3 separate regions of the Mus musculus genome follow, and regions 1 and 2 are each linked to region 3. Evidence: chromatin loops called from intact Hi-C (ENCODE). Cell type or tissue: heart. All regions are shown on one strand. Each heading gives the region's core, and the rest is flanking DNA. Links, peaks and the distances in the headings are about the cores only.

The links. Hi-C counts contacts between places; a loop is a spot of excess contacts. Peaks named below come from ENCODE experiments on the same cell type or tissue, not always from the same donor. Only the 100,000 strongest peaks of a DNase experiment are listed, where the experiment ranks them.
Region 1: it touches region 3 in a loop (10-fold over the local background); 28 of 42 quality-filtered maps call a loop at or near these places.
Region 2: a loop joins it to region 3, with 2.7 times the contacts of the local background. A loop is called at or near these places in 2 of 42 quality-filtered maps.

What each region holds. Positions count from the first base shown.
Region 1 is chr6:32,587,494-32,595,524 of GRCm38, forward strand. It overlaps Plxna4 (plexin A4), which reads right to left and starts at 699. Exons shown (of 32, transcript NM_175750.3): 1 at 1-699. In heart, for the core only: a CTCF peak has its summit at 4,096 (motif pointing left); a DNase peak (open chromatin) is centred at 4,078.
Region 2 is chr6:32,475,166-32,483,196 of GRCm38, forward strand. All of the region lies in intron 3 of Plxna4 (plexin A4), which reads right to left. Among named protein-coding and RNA genes, the nearest start is that of Plxna4os1, 32 kb to the right of the region's middle. In heart, for the core only: a CTCF peak has its summit at 4,337 (motif pointing right); DNase peaks (open chromatin) are centred at 4,206 and 5,786; H3K4me3 peaks cover 448 bases; H3K27ac peaks cover 4,841 bases.
Region 3 is chr6:31,934,158-31,942,188 of GRCm38, forward strand. No RefSeq gene overlaps it. Among named protein-coding and RNA genes, the nearest start is that of Gm31894, 80 kb to the right of the region's middle. In heart, for the core only: a CTCF peak has its summit at 4,212 (motif pointing right); a DNase peak (open chromatin) is centred at 4,334; H3K4me3 peaks cover 630 bases; H3K27ac peaks cover 342 bases; H3K27me3 peaks cover 1,768 bases.

The DNA of each region.
Region 1 (8,031 bases), core at 1,660-6,659, 650 kb after region 3:
GAGGGGGCCAAATCAGAGCCTGCCGGGCTTGACAGCTCCTCTTGCAGCGTCCAAGGTGGGCGTAATGTCCAACAAAAAGGTCAGGAAATGAAGATCAATTCCAAGCACCCCTAGCTTCCATCCAGCCCCGGAGCCCAAGCAGCGACAGCGGTGGCTCTCAGGGGCTGCGGCGGCGACGCGGGGCTGCCCCCCTTCGTCCCCACCCCCGCGGGCTGAATGTCCTTGATGCCAAGCGGGCACGGCGGCGTCACTCCGCGCCGCCCATGCTAGCCGGGTCGGGCCGCTGCCCGGGCGCGGCGGCGAGTACGTTGGGGACCCGCCGGGGAGCGCTCTCCGATCCTCTGCGCGCCTCCCTGGGCAGTGACGGCCACCCCCTGGCAGCCCGGGGCTGGCTGCGCCGCTGTCGCCCCCAACCCTGGCCGGGGACTAGCCGGGCAGTGCCCAGGGGCCGGGGCTGGGGGGCCTCGGAAGCCGCCGGCAGCTCCCCGGGGAGGCGCGGAGCTGCGGTGGTAGCAGCGACGGCGGCGGCTAGCGCTGCGGCGGCCAAGAGCGCGGCCGTAGTCCAAGCCGAGCCTCCCAGGCGCGTCCCCGGCCCCCCGGGCGGGCTGCTCGCAAAGTTTGCAGGGGGCAGGGAGCGGGGCCGCCGCTGGCTCGGCCGCCGCCGGAGCTCCCGGGCTGCCTGCTGCCGCCGCGGCTCGCTGCTGCTGTGCATTGAAGCCCGGCCAAGCGCTGCAAAAACTCCAGCTGCCTGGCGCTCTCTGGGTCCTCCTCTCCTCCCTCCCGCCCTCCCTGCTTCCCTTCCTCCCTCCCTCTCCTCGCCTCCTCCCCTCCCCGCCGCCCGCGGCCCGCCGCCGCCGCCGCCGCTGCCGCCGCCGCCGCCGCTCCCTCTCTGGCTCGCTAGCTGGCTCGGAGCTCGCGACTGACATCTAGACCAAGGTAGAGCGGCCGGCAGAGGGGGCAGGGGGCGCTTCCCCGCACGCTGCCGCCACTGGCCCGCCTGCTCTTCCCCAGTGTGGACGTTTGCAGACACCCCCTGGGTCTTCTTGGCTTCCTCGAGTCACCCTGGCGGTGGAGACACAGGGCAGAGTGGTGCATATATGGTGCCACCAAGTGCACTTGGATCGGGGCATACTCCCAAGCAGGCATGTGGTGCAGGCGGTCAGAGGCACTTCTGGGTGTTCCTAACAGACACCAGCCAAACATACATCCATTCCTAACCTAGAATCCCTGTCCAGCCCCACCAACCAAGGTAATCCTACACAGAGCACTAGAGGATGCCCAAACCCAAGGTTTCTTCTAGTCCTAGGACAGAAATGAATGGCCAATGCCACAGAGCTTGTTAGGTAACCTGATCTGTCCAGAGGCTGACCTTGCTTCACTGTCTCTGAAGCCCTAGGTCCTGGGCCATGTCCTAAACATAACCCAGACATTGCCAACATCAGAATAGTTTCAGAAGCCCAAAGGAAGAAATCCAGAGGTTGCTTAAATTGAGAGAGCATCTGGCAGGCAGGGAAATAGGTGAGGCTGCACTATCTAGAATATCTCTACAAAGACCCCCTCCAGTTAATGAGCCCAACGACCAAAATAAATAAATAAAAATAAAACAATTTTCAAAAGGATGCCCACCTATTTGTCTACCCAACTCTGCATGCTAAGTTCAAGGAAATGGCTCTGTCAGCCAAGTTCAGTAAGACTAGCCATTCATCAAAGAAAGACCTCTCCAGGAGCTTATGGTTTGGGGTTCCTGACCCACTCTCCCATGACACTTTCTTCAACCTCAGTCACTTCCTGCGCATAACTGTCCCTCCCACCAAAACCTCTCAGAATCTGCTTACTAGGAAAAGGTTGACAGTGGTATAAATTCCTTCCCCTTCTTATAGGGGTAATGTTTTCACAAACATCAAAGTTATACCCTCGGTAGACTTTCGAGGTGACAAGTTGGACAAGCTTCCGGGCAGGTAGCACACTTGGGTCGGGTTGGACTTACCACCCAGGACCTTGTTGAAAGTGCTCCCACCAGAAGGACACAATGAATCAAGTGTAAGCATGAAGAAGCCAGCCAGCCAGACATTTCTCTAGTTACAGGGTGTTCCAGGAGACAGCATGGAGCCCTGTTAGGCTCTGGTTGTCTGCTGAGCATCGCATGGCCCAGAAGACAGCAAGGGTTATCTTATTAGCTCCCTGTAATACATTGATCTGGCTCCTCTCTTCTCTGAAACGCTGGATCCCAGACCCAAGATAAGCACACAATATCAAGTTAGTTTCACAAGCCCAGAGAAACACAGAACAATAACTCCATGTTGCTGCTGCTTTGACATCCTCCTTCCAGAACTAAGGGAGCCCCGGGGCCAAGTGTCTGTCTGACATGACGCCTCAGAGACACTCATGCAAAATCAAAGGAAGCTGTCCCCACAGGTCTTAGTAAGGCTTGCCTCACCAGGGCCTAAACTCACTCAGAAGAGTCTCCTGAAATTGGCACATGACACCTTCATAACAGGCTCACCCCAGAAGTGACAGCCTAAAAGCCCCACAGAAAACCCACCAGGCTGCTTAAATAATGCACTTCACTAAAGGATACAGGAGATCCGATTGTCAGTTGGCTGTAGGGGACTTATGTGAAAATGCTCAAAGGGAGAGGAAGTAAGAACTTACTCTAAGCCCTTCTCAGCCAATCATCCAAGCAAGTCTTTGTCACCCTGCCTAGATGTCTTTTCTGCCCCTTGTAGTGCGTGTGTGTGTGTGTGTGTGTGTGTGTGTGTGTGTGTGTGTCCTGATGGATGGACCAGAAGTCAGACTTTTTTTTTTCTAGAGGTAGCAAACAAAATGTGCTTATTGTTCTTTATCTCCTGCCTAGTGTGTGCAATCATTTGTTTTCATTCAGAGGAGTCAGCATTGTGTGGTACCTGAAGAGTAATGACAGAGGCCAGTGACAGGGAAAGAATGTGCAGAAAGCTGGACCAACAAAGGACAGGTGCAGCCCCTGCCTGTCCTCCTCTTCTTAATAGGGCCTTCCCTCACGCTGCCTTTGCCTTTCTTGACTTCTATTGAATACCACAGGGGGAAGGCAGGCTGGAAACAGTTACAGCTTCCCACCATTGTAAGAATGGCAGAAAGGGTCAAACTAGCCACAGCAAGAGACTTGATGGCCTATTGAAGGTTTCCTCAACTCTAGGATGGGGGCGGGGGGATGGGTAAGGTCGACTGTCTTACTCCTTGACTTTACTATTGACCACCACTATCATTCGCACAGGTGTGCGCTTCAGTGGCCTTCCCTTGCGTGCCCGCCACATTTATACCTTCTCATTGCAGTGGCATTCACAAGAAATACAAGCCCTATGAGCCTGATTTGAAACTCTAATGCAGTGTGTATGAAAGGAGTCTGCATTCCCTGTCTCAGGAAAGTATCTGTTTCTCCAGGGGTACAATACAGGGAGGCAAGCCCTTAGCTTCCCTGGCTCTTCCCATGAATTAGTAGCCTGGAAAAGGCAGCTCTGTGTAGTGGTCCAGGTCACGCTTCTTCTACACTTGCTGCAAGCCCTCCGAGCTCTCACACTCCCCCCGCCCCGCCCCCACCAGCTGATGAAGGTGAAGAGAGATATACACTGGGCAGTCGGGCTGTTCTCTGCTCACCACGGGTCTGTGAGTCACTCACCATACTGGCCTGGTGGCAGTGTCTGGCTCCATGGCCACCGAGGAAGAAGTTAAATGGCACATTGTTTCCTAGAGCCCTGTTTTCTAAAGAAGCTATTTTTGTGAGATTTTGGCTGTGGTCCTTTGCCAGATTTTGGGAGAAACATACTGGCTCATCTCTCATGATAGCTGACTAAAAGAGCCAGGTTTAAGGGCGAGAGAAGACTCCTAACTTCCCCTTCACTTAGCTTCCACCATTTCATCAGCTCAGGAACAGGGTCACAGTTTTCATTGATAAAAGCCAGGGTTGTTTATTAAACAAATTGCTGGAGCCTGGTAGCGCTGCAGGGACTTCTTTCCCACAAGAGTAGTCCCAGACCTGGGTCCTGCTCTGTGCTCTGGATAAAAAACCCTCTGGCCTAAGGCTGCTTGAAAACCTACATTGTGGCGCCACCTGCAGGAGAGCATAATTATCGACTTTATCCCAAATGTAACTGAGAACAGTTTCTGGCGTCCCCAAACTACCCGGGCCAGGACAGAACTGCAGACAGACAGAATGGACCCCTGCTATCAAGGTGTGTCACCAGATGGCCTCCAGACACTCCAGCAGTTCTCAATGTGAGCATTTCTTGGAAACTGCCATTTCAAAGATCAACAGCCAATTTACAGATTCTCAGCCCATTCAAGAATATTTCCCTCACATCACTAAGAGGTTAACTAAGCCTAGAACACATGGGTCTATCTTCCAGGTACTGAGCCATTGCAGAGAGAAATGGATTCCCTTGTGACAGTGAGGATGGATCATCCCTGTTAGCATAGTTGTGATAGTCTTGGGACCCAAACTGCCCCTGCCTCATAGCCCATGGGTGTAAATGACTGCAGATATTAACATCTGACCCTAACTCCTCTCTACTCATCTCATGCTTTGGCCATCACTGTCAACTCCCTCTGGGTCTCCTCCATGAGAAGGGTTCCCTGCCCTCTGACCTGTGGTTAGTGCACTTAGGAGATGACCATGTTATTTTCCACAGGGTTCCTCATTACATGCATCAGTCATTTGGTGGGGAAAAAAACATCTTGGTATTACCAGCTATGCAGTGGCTTCTTAAGGACACCTCTGCCTGTCTATACTGCTGCTCACAGCCAGTGTTGCAGCTCTGCCATGGATTGTTAGACCACAGGGAGATATACAAAGGTAAAGAGAATGACTCTCATCTAGCCGCATGTGTACACAGACACAAGGGATCTTTGTCCTCTGGGCTTAGAAACAGCTCCTATGTCCCTCAACCAGGGTCCCAGTGTTCCCTCTCTCCTCCATAACCTCCTTGATCTACTCTCTACTCTGTAGCATTCTTCTTTCTCTTTCAACCGACTGGCAGACATTTTGTTCCAGTAGTAAAATTGAACTGTTAGAGGATGCGGTAGTGTGAGCAGAGATAGGAGAAGGACAGAAATGGCCTAAGTCTACCGGCCAGAAACAGCAGAGTCCAGATGTGTCAGGACTCATGGCTTTCTACAGAAAGTATAGACACTTGAATCTAGCCTTTGGAGTCTTCAGTGAAGTCCAAGACACTCTAGAGCAGGGGTGAGACGGCGCTTTATGGTAGTGCTTTGGAGGTGATGTGTCACGCAGCAATGCGCATCCAATGCAGTGAGGTCATGGAGAACAAATCATTGCTCTGGCCTCATTAGCCTTTTACTCTTGTTTTCTGAGCCCATTTGGCTTTAGGATAAGAAGGAAGAGGGGGGCATGCTTCACGCCTGCTCTCCTAATACGGGGCAGGGCTGAGCTCCTATTCACACCCTGGTGGGATCTCCCTGCAGGACTCTGGGGTTAAGGTCTCAGCACCTCTCAATGTGTTAAACAAAAATGGCAAAATCCATCCAAGGGTCTGGGAGGCAAAACACGGAGAACGTTCGAGTCCAGTGTTCACTTGAAGTGGGCTGTCATCAGTTCCAGACTGTCAGCAATCAGAGACGTCCAAGAGCGATGCAGAAGGCCTGCTAGGTCCTATTCATTTTAATGAGCTGTCTGGCTCCAGCCCCTGACCGAGAGAGCCTTCTGGAAACCAGCTTGAGTGGGACCCTAGTGTGAGACCTTGCATCTGCAGAACACTATTCCCCTCGCGGCCTCTCCCTCCAAGCTTTACCTGCAGATGATCTTGGTGCTCACCACACCACAAGTGAAAGGGACAGACTGGGGGGCCAGCCGTTTCTTGTGGCTAGAAGGTATAGTAAAGATGGGGAGGAGGCAGGGAGCAAGGCTAGCGGCCAGTAGTTTCATTTTCTTTCCCACAACTTTCCACAAGGATGTCCCTATGCCTTCTCTGCTCGGCCCTGGAAAGCTTGTAGAGATCTCAGGAGGCTGCACCAGTCGTGCACAAGGATGAGACCAGAGCTAGATGTGGCGGCACACATCTGCAAGCACAGCACTCAGCAGGCTGAGCACGAGGGTGGGAAATTCAAGGACATTCTGGACAACACAACCCAGTGAATGAACTGGAACTAAATAACAAGACCCTTCTTCAACCCCTTACTCCCAATGTATACCAAAACCCAGAGGCTGGGGAAAGGGGGAAAGGGAGAAATGAAATTATGAGCAGGAGAAAAGGAGACCGTGCCTATTCTGGGTCAGAGGAGAAAGAAAGCCCTGACAACTCCCTCAGATAGGTTCTGGGTCAATTCTGAGACCCTTGCTAGTCCTTTCCCCTTCGATATCTCCCTCTAGGGCTCGGTGACAGGCCCTGTTCTCCTGCCTCTGTTCCCATGACCAGGTCCATTTCCAGTCCTTGTTTTTAGAGGAGTCCCTCCTAAAATTCCCCTCCTGACAGACTTGCAAATGTTACACATTCCATGGAATTCAGGGGAACAAGGGCCCAAGGCTGCAATCATGTGTGGTGCCATGTAAGGATGGAGGAGAGCCAATCATGCCTATCTCTCCCCATCACTGCATTCGGTGACGCCATGGTGGCACCTGGAAATAAGACACCGTGGAAATATGTACAGCACAACAAGCACACATTACAACTAGGGACGGTTTTATTAAGCATCTCCTGGCATAGCACAAGAGAGGCCCAATGACAGGCCTGGGAAAGGGTATTTGGTTCATATCACCTTGCCAGCCATTCAGGTGACAAATTCCACCTGTATTAGTTCATCTTCTGTTGCTATAATATAGTGGCCAAGGCTAGTAACTATAAAGAAAAGAGGTCTATTTAGCTCTTGGTTCTGTAGGTTCAAGAGCACAATGGCAGCACTATCCCAGCCTTTGAAAGGGTCCCACGGGGAAAACACCGTAATCATCAGAGCACTCAAAGAGGAGAGGTCACATGACCTGTAGAAAGCCAAAGAGACTGGGGAACAACCATAGTTGTTCTCTTTTAACAACACTCTTTCAAGAACTAATTCAGGTGTCTCGGGAGAGCAGTCACAATGCTTCCTAAGGGCAAAGACTCCAGTGACCTAGGGACTCCCCACAAGGCTCCACTTCTTATCAGTGGTGTGCCACCACTGTACTGGTCCATCTACTGGGGACCAAGCCTCCAACACCCATTCAGACTGAATCCAGCAGTTATCAGAGGTGCCAACAGCACCAGCCTAACTCATGGCTTCTATTCTGCCAGCGTGTCACTTTTAGAGAGAATATTAATATACACTTTTCTACAGGCTATTTTTCCAAGTTCTATATTTAAGCGACTGTATTCTTGCTCTGTCGAGTGATTGTGACTTATTTTCTCCAACCAGAACATCAAAGCAAAGCCTATTGACATTACCTGGCTCAGGCTACCCAGGAAGACCAACATGTAAATCTGTTCGTGGATGCTTTCCTGTTGCTGTAATAAAACACCACGGCCAAGTCAACTTATAGAAGGATATATTTATTGGAGTTTATGGTTTTAGAGGCTGAGAGTCCATCACCGTTATGTAGGGAAAGCTAAGCAGCAGGCAGGCATGGAGCAGCAAGCTGAGCACTCACATCTTAAACCACAAGCAGAAAGCAGAGAGCAACTTTAGGTGGTATGTGGATTTGAAATCTTAAAGCCCACCCTGCAGTGACATACTTCTTCCAGCAAGGCCACATCCTCTAAACCTCCCCAAACAGCAGCACCAACTGACAACTAAGATTTCAGATGCCTGCGTCTATGGGGAACAGTCTCATCCAAAGCTCCACAGGCGCCTCTCATTTACTCCCTGCACTCAAACTTATGATTAATGTCCTGGGTTTGGCATCAGTTCTGGTTTTTTCCACTTTAACTAGTACTATTCAAATTATGGAATTCCATGATATAGAATACTGTGCAAATACTGAATAAATTGCAGTAAACGTGTGTTTCTGTACCGCATGAAAAAAATGACTAGGTATATGTATTTGCATATTTTTAAGTATACAGAAGAGTGTGT
Region 2 (8,031 bases), core at 1,660-6,659, 540 kb after region 3:
CACGTAGGTGGCATGAGAGAGGGTTGTTTGGGACTTTCTAATACTTCAAATATCGTTTTTATTAACAACAGTGATGACCAAGTAGTGGCATACACTATTTGGGGGTCACTAGAAGTATGGCTTCTTGGCTATGGGATCCTCAAATCACTTTGTAAAGTCAAGGTGCTCCAAATCTCTCCGACCTCAGGAAGCACCTATTCCTATTAACACTGTTAGAGATAGCCGTGCTCAGCTCTCATGTGTTCATGCACACATGGTTCCAACTGATTTCTTAACTGGTTTCCTGAGTATACCAAAGTCTATTCTCTGATCAATCTTTATGTCCCTGATTTGGAAGCGTCTCTGCTGCTCCTTAACTCTGGAAAAAGTGGCACAAACCCTAGTCACCTCACTTCAACTGTGCCTAAGATGGCCCTGAAGTAATTATGTCAGAGCTAGAAAAAGATGTACATTCCATCTGCCAAGGCTTCCAACCATGTGCGCACACACGCTGGGTAGCACTGAAAACTTTAAATACTATTCATGTCTGAAGACATCACTAATGTTCATACACCTACATCTAATATTCTGTGCAAACCATTTTTCCTTGATATTGTTAATGCCATGCCCTTCCAATCCCAGTGAACTCTGAAGGAAAAGGGTGTCAGACCTCACAACCAAAAGATCCCAGATCAAATGGGGAATTCACAGAGTGATGTGCAAAAGAAGAAATGGCAGAGGTGGCTGGAAGTGCCAACGACGCTTGTAAGTCTCCTTTCAGGACTAGGCCACTGGTAACTTCTGTACCTTTTACTACAGAAGTGATAGAGTCAGGGGGAGAGGAGAAGAGAGGCAGAAGAGGGCTGAAAATAACAGGCTAAAAACGGCACGCAGGTCCCCTTGAGCTTTTCCAGGAACAACCCCCCTACACTCACACACACATACACTCTATTTATGCACACACTGTTACACATTTGAGGAGAAAAGAAGTTACATAAGATGTCAGATGCTCATTTCCATTTTTCCATGAGCCTGACCGAAACGGAGTATACTTAGTCTTGTGAGTATAGAAGCCATGGCTAGAGTCCAGAGCTTCCAACCAGCACTGAGAGAAAAGGCCCCTCCCTCCCTGGAGCTCAGAAACCCCAAGAGGCCCAGAGTATCCAGCTTGGAGCCTAACTGAAGTATTGGTACCAATGGCTCCCTTGTATGCTACAAACTTGATCTACAAAAAAAAAAAAAAATTAGTATTTAATGTAAAGCCATACTGGGCTCTGACCCCCACCTCCTTCTCCCCTACCTTGTCTGCAAAAGGATATGGGCCTTGAAGTTTGGTACGTGACTAACCTGGATATAAAGTATCTTCCTCATGAGGGCTGAAGCAGCCCACTCACCTCGCAGGGCTGCTATGAAATCCTTACGCTGTTTGTGTATACAGTGTTGTGACCCAGGGCCCAGCAGATGGCAGCTGCTTTCTCCTTTTGTTTTGCATCTCTTTTCTTCCCTTCCCCGGCCCTGAGTGATTAAAAGTGGTTCCTGCCTCTTTAGCAGAACCGGCCTCAGCAGTGAGCTTACCTAGTGGCACAGAGTTAGTCTTCACTCCAGTGATTGAAGTCTGCATCCACAACTTGTCAGTGGTACTTACCCATCCCCCAAACAGGGCTCAGCAACAAGGTAGAAGATTAGACAGAGGGCCTACGTTCAATAAGAAAGTGGTCTAGAGTCCTTCTTCCAATATACTTGCCCAGGGTCTTGATGCATAAGTCCTTCCACCTGCTCTGCCTGCCTCCCAAGAACCAAAAACCTTCAGTGATCTAGTACGCCATGTCTCGCTTAGTGGTAAATGTCACTACAAGATGGCAGTGGCACCAGTAAGTGAGGGGAAGAAAATGAAAACCAAGTCGGCCAATGTGAGCATGGACATCAGGTTTCCCTTGACAGTAAATAACCGGGATTAGTGGAGTCTCCCCTTGAGGACAGGAACACTATCTGCAGCAGTCATCCCCAGCCTTGCCTGCTGATACTGTCTACCCCAGATCTTCAGAAGCTGCTCCACAAGCAATCTGGACAGCAGGGAGAATTCTAGTAGCTTTCATTATGAAATCTCTCCAGACACCAGGAGAAAGCCTTCAGTCCTACATACAGTGAAACCTCAAGTCCAGTCGATGAGACCTCCACAGAGGTTGGGAACTCTTACTCAATGCCTAAGAAAGAGACCAATGCCTAGGATAGAGCTAATGATTCAACTAGGGTGGCTTGCGTGGCTCAACAAGTTGGGGGAACTCTCTCTCATCTAGCTTCTATCAGAGAACCTCAAGTACTATACTTGGGAACTACAGAAAATTTGGCAGGATCCTCAGGCTCTGTAAAAACTTAGCCCACTATCTCTCTGTCTCTCAAGTCCATCCCCTGAGATGTCCAACCTCACAGTCTCATTGGCAATTCTTCAGGAGTTGTATAGGACCCTCTGCTTGTGGTGGGAAGAATCTAGAACCCCTCAGTCTCTCTGATCTGCACAGACTGTATGCCACCTGACATATCAAAGGGGACTTAGAAGGTGACAAGGTTAAGGACCTTGAGGTAGAGAGAGAGCACCCTACATGATAGGCATGCTTAGATCACATCAGGGCATAAAATCAAAGGCCTTTTCCTGGCTATGGTCACAGGGAGCCAAGGCAATGGAAGAAAGTAGGAGAGGCGCAATGCTGTTGGCTTTAGGGATGGAGCAGGACAGCACTGGCCAAGGAATGTGAGGGCCTCTACCAGCAGTTGCAGGCCAGGAAACAGATTGCCCTCAAGAGCCTCTAGGTAGAAAGGAAGCCCTGCTAGCACCTTAGTTTTAGCCCAGTGACACCTGTGTGGCATTCTGACCTCTAGGCAGTAAGACAATAGCATTGGCCTTAACTCAGCAAGCCCCTGAAATGTATTCACAGCAGTAGGAACCTAGCATATTGCTGGTCCATGGTGAGGCAGGTCCCACCCTCTCCTTGTCCTTGGGCTCCCCTGAAGGGGCTACTGACTTGAGATTTCCAGCAGAAAAGCTCTTCTGCCTCTGTTGGAACCCCTAGGGATGACCTAGAAGTTAGCTCTCATTCAGCCCCCTGGCAGGGAGCAGAGCTCTATCTTCCCTTTGAGTTCTTGGGGGTCTGGTTTGTTCAAGGACCCACCAGCTCTTGTTACTAACTCCTGGAACTCTAAAGTATTTGCCAAAATGGAGGGAGGGGCAGGGGGAGCAGAACTCTCACCCTCTGATCCCAGTCACCCACCCGATTACCCTTCCTGCGTTAGGCTCCCAGTGACTGCATTCAAAGGAGAGCAAAGCAGGACGTATGTGTGCTGGCTCACCTTGTACAGCACTCCCTACCTTGTTATTTGCTTGCTTGTTTATTTTCCAGACTCTTAAACATACTGTGCCATCTTAAACCACCCAGCAGGACATACCTGCAGCATTTCGAACCTTGTCTGATAAGCCAAGCATCAAAGCCACGTGTGTGGGCATGGGTTTCTCAGCACCTGTGCTTAGTAGGAAACTCAAGGAAGTTGTTAGCTTTAAGCCCCTCTGCTATCTCCCAAGAGGTCAGTCGGAGTCAACCTGGCATTTCTCTTCCCCCCCCACACACACCCCTAAGATTCCCTTCCCTTCCCTCATACTTGCTTTTAACAAATTTTTTCCATATTTTCATTTCTTTTTCTTGGACTACAGAAAGGTCTTTGTAAGCACAAAGCCAGATCTTGCCTTGCTCAGAAATATTTTCCTCACTGACTCTTGCTTGTTAGTTTTAATGTTTATCCTGGTCAATTGTTCCAAACATGAAATACCCATCTCTAAAGGGTTCCTCAAACCTGCCCTTGTTTTTGTTTTATTGTGGTGGTGGTGTTGTTTTGTTTTCAATATCTTCTGTATCATCTTACCTAAGCTTCAGACTGACCCTGTAAGCTGCCAAGATCTGCTATGAGTAGAAAAGCAAACGCTTGATACAGAGAACCCCGTAGGATCAAAAGACAGCGGGAAGAATTGTCTAAGGAAGAAAGAAAGCTCCTCTCACCAGACAACAGTGATCACAGCAAAAGCTAGGGCAGATCATTCCGCAGACCTACCCATCCCCCTCCTGGCTGACTACCTCCCAAGCCAGGCAGGGGCCCTGGAACCCAGTTCCGGGCTGTCAGCAGAGATAAATTTAGCACCAATGATCTCATCTTGCAGAGCAGCCTCAGGGCCTCAGAGTGCTCAGGGAAACATCACTTGGACAAGCTGAGAAGTGACAGACACTACTGGCCCCTACAACATAGGTGGCAGGCAAAAAGTTCCCCTTAGAGGGACACTAAGCCCATGAGGAGCAGTGGCCAGAGTGTGGCCAGCAGGTGGCAGGCTGAAGGAGCTGAGACATGGACACCCTGAACTTCCCAGGGTCTCCCAGACCTGGGCAATGAAGCTGAAGGCTCACAGCAAGTCCACAGATGATCAGAACTGCTAAGATCTGGATGAAGAACAAGCAGTGCCAAGCATTCTCACTGTAGAGATATGGCCCATGTCCCAGCAAGTCCCTCCCTACCCCATCAGGATATTATGTGGTGGAGTATTTATAGATACAACAGTGGGCAGAAGGCAGAAGTGGCTGGAGCCCATTGCTCTGCCTCCTGCCAATAATATAAGCCCAACAAAGAGGACAATCTCCCTTGTCCTTTACAGAAAAGAATGGAAACTTGTCACAACTGCAAACTTTCAAGTTCTTCCACTGAGATAAGCTTCCCTTTCTGGCTTGCCCTGCTGGTGACTTGCTGACCAGTTCCCCCAAGGTTTCTTAGTATGTGTCACAGTGAGGCTTTCGGTTTGCAGATCCTGGAGTAAAACATTTACGAGGGTTCCAACCACTGGGTCATGGTGCCAGGACAGTTCTTCAGCTGGAGTAAGGTTTCTTGGCTCCAACCTCTGCAACCACAAACCTTTCTGATGGAGGGAGGATGGCATGAAAGTCACTCAAGAGAATGGACTTGACACTTGCAAAAAAGGACAAAATAAGCAGCTATTTCTAGGAGGTAGGTCCCACCCTAAAGTGCAATGCATATTATGCTATTAAAGGGGATGGGAAGTGATGAGAAATAGATGTTGTCACCTAAGAAAGGCCAGGCTCACATCTCAACACACCAGGGCCACCCCATGTCAGTTTCAGTCACATTAGAGGAAATCAATTCCCAAGAACAAAGGCCTTCGGTTTGATCAATGCCATTCCTGGGAATCACCCAGGACACATAATTGAGGGGCTGTCAGAGAAATCAAAACACACTGAGAAGTTGGGGTGATCACCAAGGTCTAAGTCCTTCTGCCGGGGGGCAATGTGAGCGATGTTACAAAAGAGAGGAGAGTGTCACAGGCAAGAGAGTAGGGTGGACAGCACTTTTGCAGGTGAAGAGTTCAAAGCTTCAAAGAAAGGTGGTAAGATACAGAGCCAGGATGAACGATAGTGCAGACAGTTAGCCAGCAGAAGGTCCCACAGGGTAAGGCACAGGGTAAGGCACAGAGGAAAAGGCCAGTACTGTGTCAAGGTCACACCACCTGGGGTCTTGACGCTTTAGAGGGAGAATTAAAATTAGTCTGGATTGTTCTACATTTATTCTTAAAAGTCAAAATGATATTTTTTTTTCTGTTCTCTTAATTAAGCATAAACTTATAAATCTAGGGCCTTGTTTCCGGGCTATGGGAAGTGGAGGAGGGAGTCCAGAGTCTCAGCTTCCTGAGCTCTGCCTGTCTCCTTCTCCCAGGTCATTGGTTCCAGGAACAATGCCTCCCTGCCACAGGGACCCAGAGGGCTGCTCAGCTGAGTCACATGGCCTCTTCTTCCCTAGGATACACACACACACACACACACACCACTCCCACTCCCACCCAGCCCCATAAGGGCTGGCTAAGGCATCTATTTGGAGCTTCTGATTGTCCCCTGGTTATGCTGACCTCTGAGGATTTCCTACACTCTGCTGTCCTACCTCACCCCAATTCACACGGCTGTTCATATCCCTGAAGGTTGAAGTTGCTCCTTAGAGCTATACCATACAAAGAAAGTCAGAGATATTTGCTATCCTCTTTTATATTTTCTCCTGCTGTATAAAAAGCAAACAAACAGTCTACAGGGTCTGGGGAGTAGTGAAGAGTGCATGGCATGCAAGCAGGAGGACGTGGGTTCAGATTCCCAGCAGCCATGTTAAAAAACTGGGCATGGACTATGAACCTCTGTAGCTCCAATATGATCTGTGGGCTCACGTGCCAGTTAGCTTGACCAGAAGGCCAGTGAACACCAGTAAAAGACCCTGTCTCAAAGGAATAAAGTAGGGAGCAAGACAACTGACATCCTCCACAGGCCTTGACACACACACACACACACACACACACACACACACACACACACCTACACACGTGTGCACACACAAGCTAAACAAATAACAATCGATGGCTTTATCATACAAGAGGAGAAAGTTGGAACATGTATGTAATCAATTTGTCTCAAACCTGAGGTGTAGCCACAAACAAAGTTGAGATTTTCCAGCTGTCACACGATTTCCACAACACCCAGGTTTGACTATAAACAGTTCAGATGCATGGCCAGCTGCAGATACAGACCCAAGCAGATGCTTAGACAGAGCTAAGTGCCTTAGAATCGGGAGGCAGTGGCATGGCATTCAGCGACACCCCTGGCTCGTCTTTATCTTTCTGCAGCTTAAGAGAACAATTGTATGAATGCCTAAGGAAGGCACCGTTTTCCTATTTTAAGCTTAAAAAAAAAAAAAAAAGAGGGCTTCATGTCTCCCAGATGGAACTGGAATCTAGCTCCTCCTGCATCCTTTTCCCGGGTTCTGGGGTAACAGGTATGTGTCACAACACCAAGCTTATGCAGTGCTGGGTAATCAAACCCAAATCCTCCCTTATGCTTCAGTCTTAACCTTTGCTTTCCTATTTTTATTTTATTTTATTTTATTTTATTTTATTTTATTTTATTTTATTTTTTGAGCAGCTAACAGCTCTTGTGTGTGTGAATATACCCACATGCCCTTGAACTTTTAGGGGGAAAAATGAGAACAAAGAAAGGGAAAAATTCTAAAAAGAGTGAGCAGGAGAAAGAGAGAGACAGAGAGAGAGAGACAGACAGAGAGAGAGAGAGAGAGAATGGTCTCTATCTCAGCCTCTCCTCCAAACTCTACCCATGAGCCACACAGTCTGTCACTGTATCCCCCTCCCATCCCCATCCACCCAGCTACTTCCTTCACCTCTGCCTCTAGACAGAGAAAGAGTTCATTCAAAAGCAAAGGTCTCCTTCCCCCATCCCCAGACCCAAGTCCCTCAAAAAACAATCAAATTTAAAACCCAGAGATTAAATTATCACTAAGCTAATTATGGGAATCACACTTAGCCTGGCTGCCGGGAAGCAGGGTCAGAAAGCAAAAGGCATGAAAATTAAAGGCAGATGCAGGAAACACTTGAAAAAGACCAAGTGGGAGACCCATTGCCCCCTCCCCCACTCCGGAGGAAGAAGAAACCACTCTTGATGTCGGAGATGCTGTCCATCTGGGCTATTGTCAGAGCATTTGGCAGCTAAATGGCTGCTCTCTGTCATCATCTCTAGGCCAAAGTGGGCGCAAGTCAGAGGTAAACTGATTAGGTGGTGGGCCACTAATCTCTCAGAGAGAGTAGAAGGGAAATGGTGCCTGCCTCCAAGAGGGGTAGAGCCCAGGGGCATTATCCCCAGGCTTAAGTTGCAGAGAGAGATCTGTGCCTGGTCCATGAGCATTTGTGGGTCATGTGGTTAGGTAGCTGACTGTAGGTCTGTAGGAGTCAAGTCCACGGGCATATTTATGAGGATGAATCCTCAAAGAGGGGCAAGGATATGGCATGATGCATAAGTAAGCATGTACGTTAGTGTGCATGTTGCCAGAAACTGTGAAGAACTGGGAAAGAAGCAGAGGTACCTCCTAGCTGAACTGCAGGTTAGCAGCTCCTGAGAACTGGTGGTCATTGGCCAGGCCCTGGCAGTGCTGCTATTGGCTCAGTGGTGAGTGTCCCAA
Region 3 (8,031 bases), core at 1,813-6,812:
CGGGCAGAGGCTGATGGTGGTTACATGTCAGGGAGTGTGGCAGCAGCAACTCTGCAGCTGAGGTCCACAGAGGAGCATAAAGGAGGGGATGAGGAGGAGCTTGTAGGCCCCGCCTCTCTGGAGATTTGATTCTGTGATTAAATTCATTCTTTCAGTATCCCCTCTAATCACCTCTGGGCTCTGGGGTTCTTAAATGTAAACAAACAATCCTATTTATTTATTTATTTACTCCCAAGTATCAAAAAGCTATCCTCAAGTCATTCGGTTTTCCAGGTCCTTTCAACAGGAAGGGCTGGGACAGCTAGACTGAGGAATGAAATGTGCAGTTCAAAGTAGATGGTAGTGATCAATTGTCTGCTTTGGTTCATGAGGTGGGGCTAGCTGCCTGAGGGTTCCCCTCCTCTCCCCATGCTAAGTGGGAACGAGACCATGGGACTCAGAACCATGGGTAGACAATTCCTCTCCTCCAGGAGCTGTCAATCTTCAAAGTACATAGGTTATACTCAATGGGCTGAAAAGTCAGGACAATCCAAATAAGGGCCCTCTGTGTCGAGAGGAGTCAAGCTTAGAATGAAATTTCCAGAGAGGGGGGGACTGCAAGCTCCTTGGCGGGGACTGCAAGCTCCTTCTCCAAGGCGGGGACTGCAAGCTCCTCCTCCAAGATCATCACAGAGAGGCGGAGCCTGCAAGCTCTTCCTCCTATATCATCAAATTCATATCTATAAGAATAACCATAATCATCATCATCATAATTATAATAATAAAAATAAAAGGAAATTAGCAAGTGTTGGTCCCGACGTGAGGAAACTGGAGCCCCACATGGCTGGTGACAGTGTAAATGGTGTGACGTCATTGGGAAACACTTTGGCAGCTCCTCAGAAACACACGCGGAGATAGCACCTGCCCAGTGCTTCCATTCCTAAGTTTACAGTCAGAAAACCTGAAAGCAGAGACTCGAACGGAATTTCTCCTACACCTGTGTCTACGGCAGCATTCATTATTCACCATAGCTAGAAGCCTGGAATCATCTAGGCGCTCACTGGTGCATGAATGGAGAAGTGTGGTTTACAGTGGGATCTTAATTGGCTATGTGACTATCAGTGAAAATTTGGTACGGCAAAGTGATATGTGGTACAACATGGATGGATCTTGGAAGCATTGCACTAGGTGAAATGAGTCAGGCATGAGATGGTGAATTGACTCGGAGTTTACCCAGGTGAGGGTCCTAGGGAAGTCAAACCCACAGAGGGAGGATGCAGAGTTTGGATGATGGGGGAGCGCAGAAGAGGGAATGGGGACTGACAGTTTGCAGTGTTTAGCTGTGTTATAGATGACGGAAATCTTTGGGTATAGATAGTGATGGCGCTTGTGTACCACCAGAGTTGTACTTAGTGCTGCCATATTGCACAAGAGTGGCTTGGCTAAGGTAATTACCATTACACTGTATATAAATTGCCATAATTATATAAGAATGAGGGACTGGTGAAGTGGCTCAGCAGGTGATGCTGCCAAGCCTGACTGCCCGAGTTTGAATACCAGACCCATATGGGTCAAAAGAGAGAAATGATTTTTCTAAGTTGTTCTCTGGCCTCCACACAAGCACCAGGGTACAGTTGTGCATGGACTTGTGCATGCACAAAAGTGTGTGTATGTGTGTGTGCACACACACAAATAAGTAAATTCGATGAGTATGGGTTGGGAAGAATCCTGGTGATGTGATAGGACACGGGAGGGACAGAAGTGAAGTGGCCACCAGCACACCTAGGCTGAAAGGCACAGCCTGGCTAGAGGAGACTGTGTGTAAACGGGGGAGGGGAGGTATCACACACCACCACACAGCCATAAGGGTGTCAGCTGGCAGTGTATAGAGAAGATCAGAGGCACTCATCCCTACATGGGGTGTCTCCATCAAGTCCCCCCCCCCAGGGAACCCCGAGGAAGAGGAAGCAGAGAGGGGGTAAGAGCCAGAGGGGACAGAGGAGGCCAAGAAAACAAGCCCCTTTAAATCAACATGATCAAAGCTCATATGAACTCCCAGGGTGTGGATGGGGACCCACGGACAGGAACAACCAGACCACATAACGACTTGGCGGGGTGGGGTGGTGGTGGTGGTGGTGGTGTGTGGGGCGGGGAGGTTTAACGCCACATAAGGCAGAAGTAGCCTTGAGTGCGTGGTAACATGATCTTGACATATTGATCCCTCCTACCGTATTTTCATCTCCTCTCACCTTCTAAATTCCATCCAGAACACTAAAAGTCCCCCAGCCCTCCCTGCACCCACATTGGACCTTGGGGGAGCGACTGGTTTTGCATCTTCTTCTGTGTGTGATAGCAGGGGTAGAAACCTGCAGCTGCTCTCCTGAACACCTTGAAGTCATCGACCTGATCTGAGGGGCAGAGGGGGCTGGATAGGGGGCAGATGGTGGCTTCAGGACAGGGTTCAGGAGCGTGGGGGTGGAGTTATGCCGAAGTCTTCGCTCCTGGGTCCACACCTTGCCTCTGCCCTCTCCCCTTATTTTCTCTCTCTAGCCCACCCTGTCTTACCACCCTCCTCTCCCCGTAGCGCTCCCACACACCAGAAGCCCTGGGCCACAGCTTCTGAGGTAGGTGGCCGGCCAAATTCAAAGCCCTGAGCCTGGTTGTCTCAGCTGAGGCAGAGGAAGTCTCTACCATTTGATCTTTATGTTGCTGCTCAGGCGTCTCAGCGGTTACAAATAGCCCAGCCCTCTGCGTGCTGACGGCAGCAATGGGACATTACAGTAATGTACCCATTCAAACAGAGTGGATGCCAAGATTGCTACAGCAGCTTTTAGCCACGGAACATTTAGCCTTCAGTAATAGCATTCTGGGTCCCTCTGGAAGCTTCCTCGCAGATGCACCTGGGATATCCCCGCCCCACCACAGCTCTGGGACCGAAGAAGGGACAAAGAAGAGTTCTCATTTCTGTTGAGGAAACACATTCAAATAAGGGAGCCTCATGCAGAAAATAGGAAAGGGATCGCTGACGAATGCCATGATCATATGATAATGTACGCGCATCCTCCACACCGATCACGGGCGAGGTCTCCTTAACGGCTGTGTTGTCACTGAGACCAGGAGACAGAGCAGCTGTCGGGAGACACACATGGTAGCGCTCTGCCTTACAGCACTACACCCCCAAGCCCATGACCTTGACCTTTTAGACAAGGAAAGTCATTTCAGGGCTGGCCTCGGGAAATGCTAGACTCAGAGGAAGCTGGCCTGTCCTTGGCCTCCCAGGCTCCAATCTCAAGGCTCCTATGCTGTTCTGGGATCTCTACTCTGTGCCCTCCTGTCTTCCTGAGCACCAGTCCTCAGGAGCCCGCAGAATTTACACAGCAGGCCTTGCCTACTAATAGGAGCTCAGTAAATCGCCAAGGCTGCAATAGAATTACCAGAGGCCTTGCTCTGTGGTCACCCATGTGGAGAAATGGAGCAAGACAGTGTCCTATCTCTGTAACCCCTTTACCTCACTACTGCTCACAAAACAGGGAAGAAAACTGATAAGGGTCGGGGGCCTGAATCGGATCTCTCCACCCTGGCTTGCCAAAACTGCACCATCTGTTACCTAAGGGAATTCCCTAGGACTCAGAAGACCCATTCTACAGATGAGGAGAGCGAGGCACAGAAAGGTCCAACACGAGTAGGAAGTGACAGCCATGGAGCTGTATCCCAGCGTTCTAGTCCTTCATCCTATCTACTGTAGCTTTGATCTGTGCTCAAAGTTGCCAAGGTGAATATTTATAAACTCTCAGAACTCAAGAGGTTGTGGAGTAAGTAGGCTCCCCCTACCCCCAAATCACTACACAGCTTGCTTTGAAATCAAACTAGAAAATACCTGGGGAGCACAAAGCGGGTAAATGGGGAATGGGCAGGACCTTGAACTTTGCTCGAAGGTCCACATAGAAGAACTCAGGCAGCTTTTCTCCTCCCAGATTCCACTTTGGGTCTCACTTTTATTGGTCTTTTCTTTAGTTATGTGTTGTTGTTGTTGTTGTTGTTGTTGTTGTTGTTGTTGTTGTTGTTGTTGTTGTTGTTGTTGTTGGTGGTGGTGGTGGTGGTGGTGGTGGTGGTGGTGGTGGTGGTGGCTGCAACCCTCTTGATTTGGTGAGACTTAGCTGCTGCGTTCATGCGGTTTAGTCCGAATCCGTAATTCATCATGCGAACAGCAGAGGGCGCTCGTGTCCTTGGAGAACGAATTGGGTTTCCCACCGCCCCGTTCTCATTCATCCGCGAGGTCTTTACTTCTTTGCTACTGGTGCAGGCTAGGGTGGAGCAATGCTTAAGAGAGAGGGCTTCCGAGCCTGCCAGCTGCAGATCCTGGCACATCTGTGTGTGTGCCTTCCTCATCTGTTCTGCCTTTAAGGAAGCAGAGTGGCTTGGGGAAGAAAACGGAGAAGAGGGGGCGGGGCTTCAGAGCGTACTGACCACATCGGTGAGTCGCTCAGGATTAGCATTTCATCTGAGCACAGGTCAGACTGTTCCCAGAGGAGCAGAGAAGCATCAATTCCTAATAGGGTGGGAGTGGGGTGGAGGGGCAGGGTTTATAAACTTGGCGATCTCTCCATGTTTCTTTGGGCAGGTCACCAAGCCCTTGTGTGTCAAGTTTCTGAATATGAAGCGGAGATTATTTAAAAATTGATCATCTCTAAAGTCCCTTCCAGGGCTCAAGCCTGGGTTTGTACCTTTCTCTCAGTTCTTTCGTAGAGCATACTGGCCTCAGCCCTCTGGCATGCCAGAGCCATGTCTGGGGGACTCAGGGGACTAGGTTGACTGACAGGCAGACCGTCCCATTCCAATCCCTGCTGCTGCCTTCTTTCTGCTCCTTGAGGAGGAAGGCTACCTGGTCACCATGTCCTTGAGACAGTTAGTGTGAGCATCACCTGCAGATGCTGCGACCATCTCCTTGAACAGCCATGCTCATCAGCAACACTACACCGCAGCTCTGACCTGAGTGGGAGGAAGGTTTCCTGCACTGAAGACAAGGTGGTGTGATAGGATGGGGGAAACCAAGCTGTGGTCTTGGCTCTGCAAGGACCTCTCTGGGCACATAGGAGAAAAAATCCTTTGTGTCTTTGAGCCTCAGTATGCCCATCCACAGAATGGGTGGCTGGCATTGGTTTCTAGGCCTTTCTGCTTTAAGGACTGCAGCTCTGAATTCTTGTCAAGCATACTTCTCTATCTGACTCTGTGGAGAAGCAGGAGGAAGGGGACTATTTCTGGAAGATACCAGAGAGGGAAGAGAGAAAAGGAAGATAAGGGGAACCCTTAGAAACATGTACCTCCCTGTCTTAGTCAGGGTTTCTATTCCTGCACAAACATCATGACCAAGAAGCAAGTTGGGGAGGAAAGGATTTATTCAGCTTACACTTCCACATTGCTGTTCATCACCAAGGAAGTCAGGACTGGAACTCAAGCAGGTCAGGAAGCAGGAGCTGATGCCGAGGCCATGGAGGGATATTCCTTACTGGCTTGCTTCCCCTGGCTTGCTCAGCCTGCTCTCTTATAGAACTCAAGACTACCAGCCCAGGGATGGTCCCACCCACAAGGGGACTGCCCCACTTGATCACTAATTGAGAAAATGCCTTACAGCTGAATCTCACGAAGACATTTCCTCAAGGGAGGCTCCTTTCTCTGTGATAACTCCAGCTGTGTCAAGTTGACACACAAACCAGCCAGTACACTTCCCGACCTGCAGGGGGTCTTGGTGAGTTAGGGGCATTTTGGCAGCCCTCTGGTCCCCTGTCTGTTCATGTAGACAGACCATAGATATTTGAGACACCCAGAGACTGGGTGTCTCAATAGGGCACAAGAGGAGGCACAGCTGTATGCGTGTGTACCTGTGATGCAAGATATACTTGTAATAAAATGCAAGCACACTTTGCACAGGTGAGCATCGTCAGTAAACACCGGCCCAGCATCCTTCTCCTCCCCACTCCCTCAACAGACCCACACATAAACTCAAGCACCCCTCCAACTATCACATTGATCCCTAAGGCAAAGAACCATTTACTTGAGGAAGCATGTCTTACAAGATATTAATAAAAGATGTGCCACATTTTAACTTTAAAAAAAAAAAAAAAAAAAAAAAAAAAAAAAAAAACCTCTGGAGCACAGAGAGGAGGATGGCGGGAGACAGAAAAGTCAGGCCTAACTGAAAAGTACTTCCCACACCCAAGCCTTCTTGTAAGCACTAGACTTTAGGACACATCAACCAGATTTTCCAATTCATTGAAAGCACTTGCCAGCTGCTGCCGAGAAACTCCATTGATTGTGTACCGAGCTTGCTCTGACAGGCCCCCAGGAAGGAGGTCCCTGTGAGAGCTCACCATGAACACCAAGCTGGAGTACAGGGCAGTGGGTGAGATCTGGGGATTTTGCCTGGGAGGTGGGGGAACCCAGGCTGAGGCATTATGAGGGAGGGACGGAAGGTCATGATCATTCCCATCCTGAACGAGCATCCTTGGAACTGGATAATGCGACTTTTCTTCCACTGTATCACTCCTGGCTCAGACACACTTATATGAAGAGGCCTTGGGACCTGATATTTCTCATGGTGGCTTTTGGGAGCTAGAGCCTCCTGGACGTGCTCAACCTACTCTTGTTCTGCTAGTTTGAGGATTGGGGTATCATTCTTCAAGGCCCTTCTGTTTCCATACCACCTCTGTGGGACTGCCATTGTCCCCTGTCTTTCTTCTTCCCACTACCACAGTGCTGGGCCTCTGGAGCTACGAGCTGTGCCTCTCCTATTGTCCCCTCCTGTCCTTTCCTCTGTCCTCCTGTACCTCAGACAAAGGCTTCTAGAGTGAAGAGGAGACGCCATGTGAGCACAGTCACCTGAATAGGTGGATTTGGCAGGTGTTAGGTAGAACTCCACCAAGTCCCCGTGACCAGATCAGCTGCAGAGATCAGAAGAGAGGAGAGGATTCACAGAAGGGTTGATGCCATTTCTGGCTGGGCAGCAGAACCTGGTTGGCCTCAGGGTCAAACTCTGAGCCTTGAGACTGGTTCTCATGGTTCTTTCCTGTGACCTGGGTTCACTCATGGCCTGTGGTCAAAACTGAGAGCCATCCCTCCAATCTTTCCTAGAGACAACAGGGACCGAAGAGTTTCTGCCCTACCACTGAAGACCTTTGCCTCCAACCCCCAAACCAGACCTAAGTGTGCAGTAGCCAAGAGCCAACATCTGGAAAAACTCTTCTCCTAGCTGTCTTGGTCTTCGACTAGGAATGGGTGTCAGGGCTTCTCCAGCTCCTGCCCACAGTTCCAGGGGACTTGGGTTCGAGGTAAGCCAGGTGGAGTGGAGGCCCATGGGTCTTTGCGGAGACAGCCCACCACTGTCACCGCTCTTCCCTGATGGTTTATGAGCTCTCCTTGCCACCCAGCAACTTTCCTGCTGGGGCACCACCAGATGGGAGGCAGATGACCAATGGTACCACAGCTGCTCTATGGAAGGGACTTGGCCCAAAGCCTCCCTGAGAGTCAGAGGAGCTGAGTATACCCGTGTAATCCTTCCAGGTACCCCACAAGTGACTGATGGCAGGCTGCTGGCTCTGGCAGGCCTGAAGTGAGAGAATTGTTATTGATGTTTACACAGTACCCACGCACTCTATGAAAATGCTTTGAAATATTTTAATAAATGACTATGGAGGATAGCATCCATAAAACACCACGGATTTGGGGCCGGGGAGTTGGCTCAGTGGTAAAATGCTTGTTGTGTAAGCTGGGGACCTGAGTTTGGATTTCAAAGCCCTCCCCATTCCCCAGGTATAGAAGCTAGGCAGGGCAACATGTGTCTGCAACTCCCCCACTGGAGTGTGGGGAGCCAGCAGGAGGATCCCTGGTGTTTATCTGCGAGCCTTCCCCCCCCCCAGCCCCCCAGGTAGCCGAATCAGTGAGCTCCAGGGTCAGTGAAAGACCCTGTTTCAAAAAATAAGGTGGAGGATGATGGACAGGCATGCAGGCAGGCAGAATAGGTTTTGACCATCATGAGCAATACAGGGAAGTTACCAA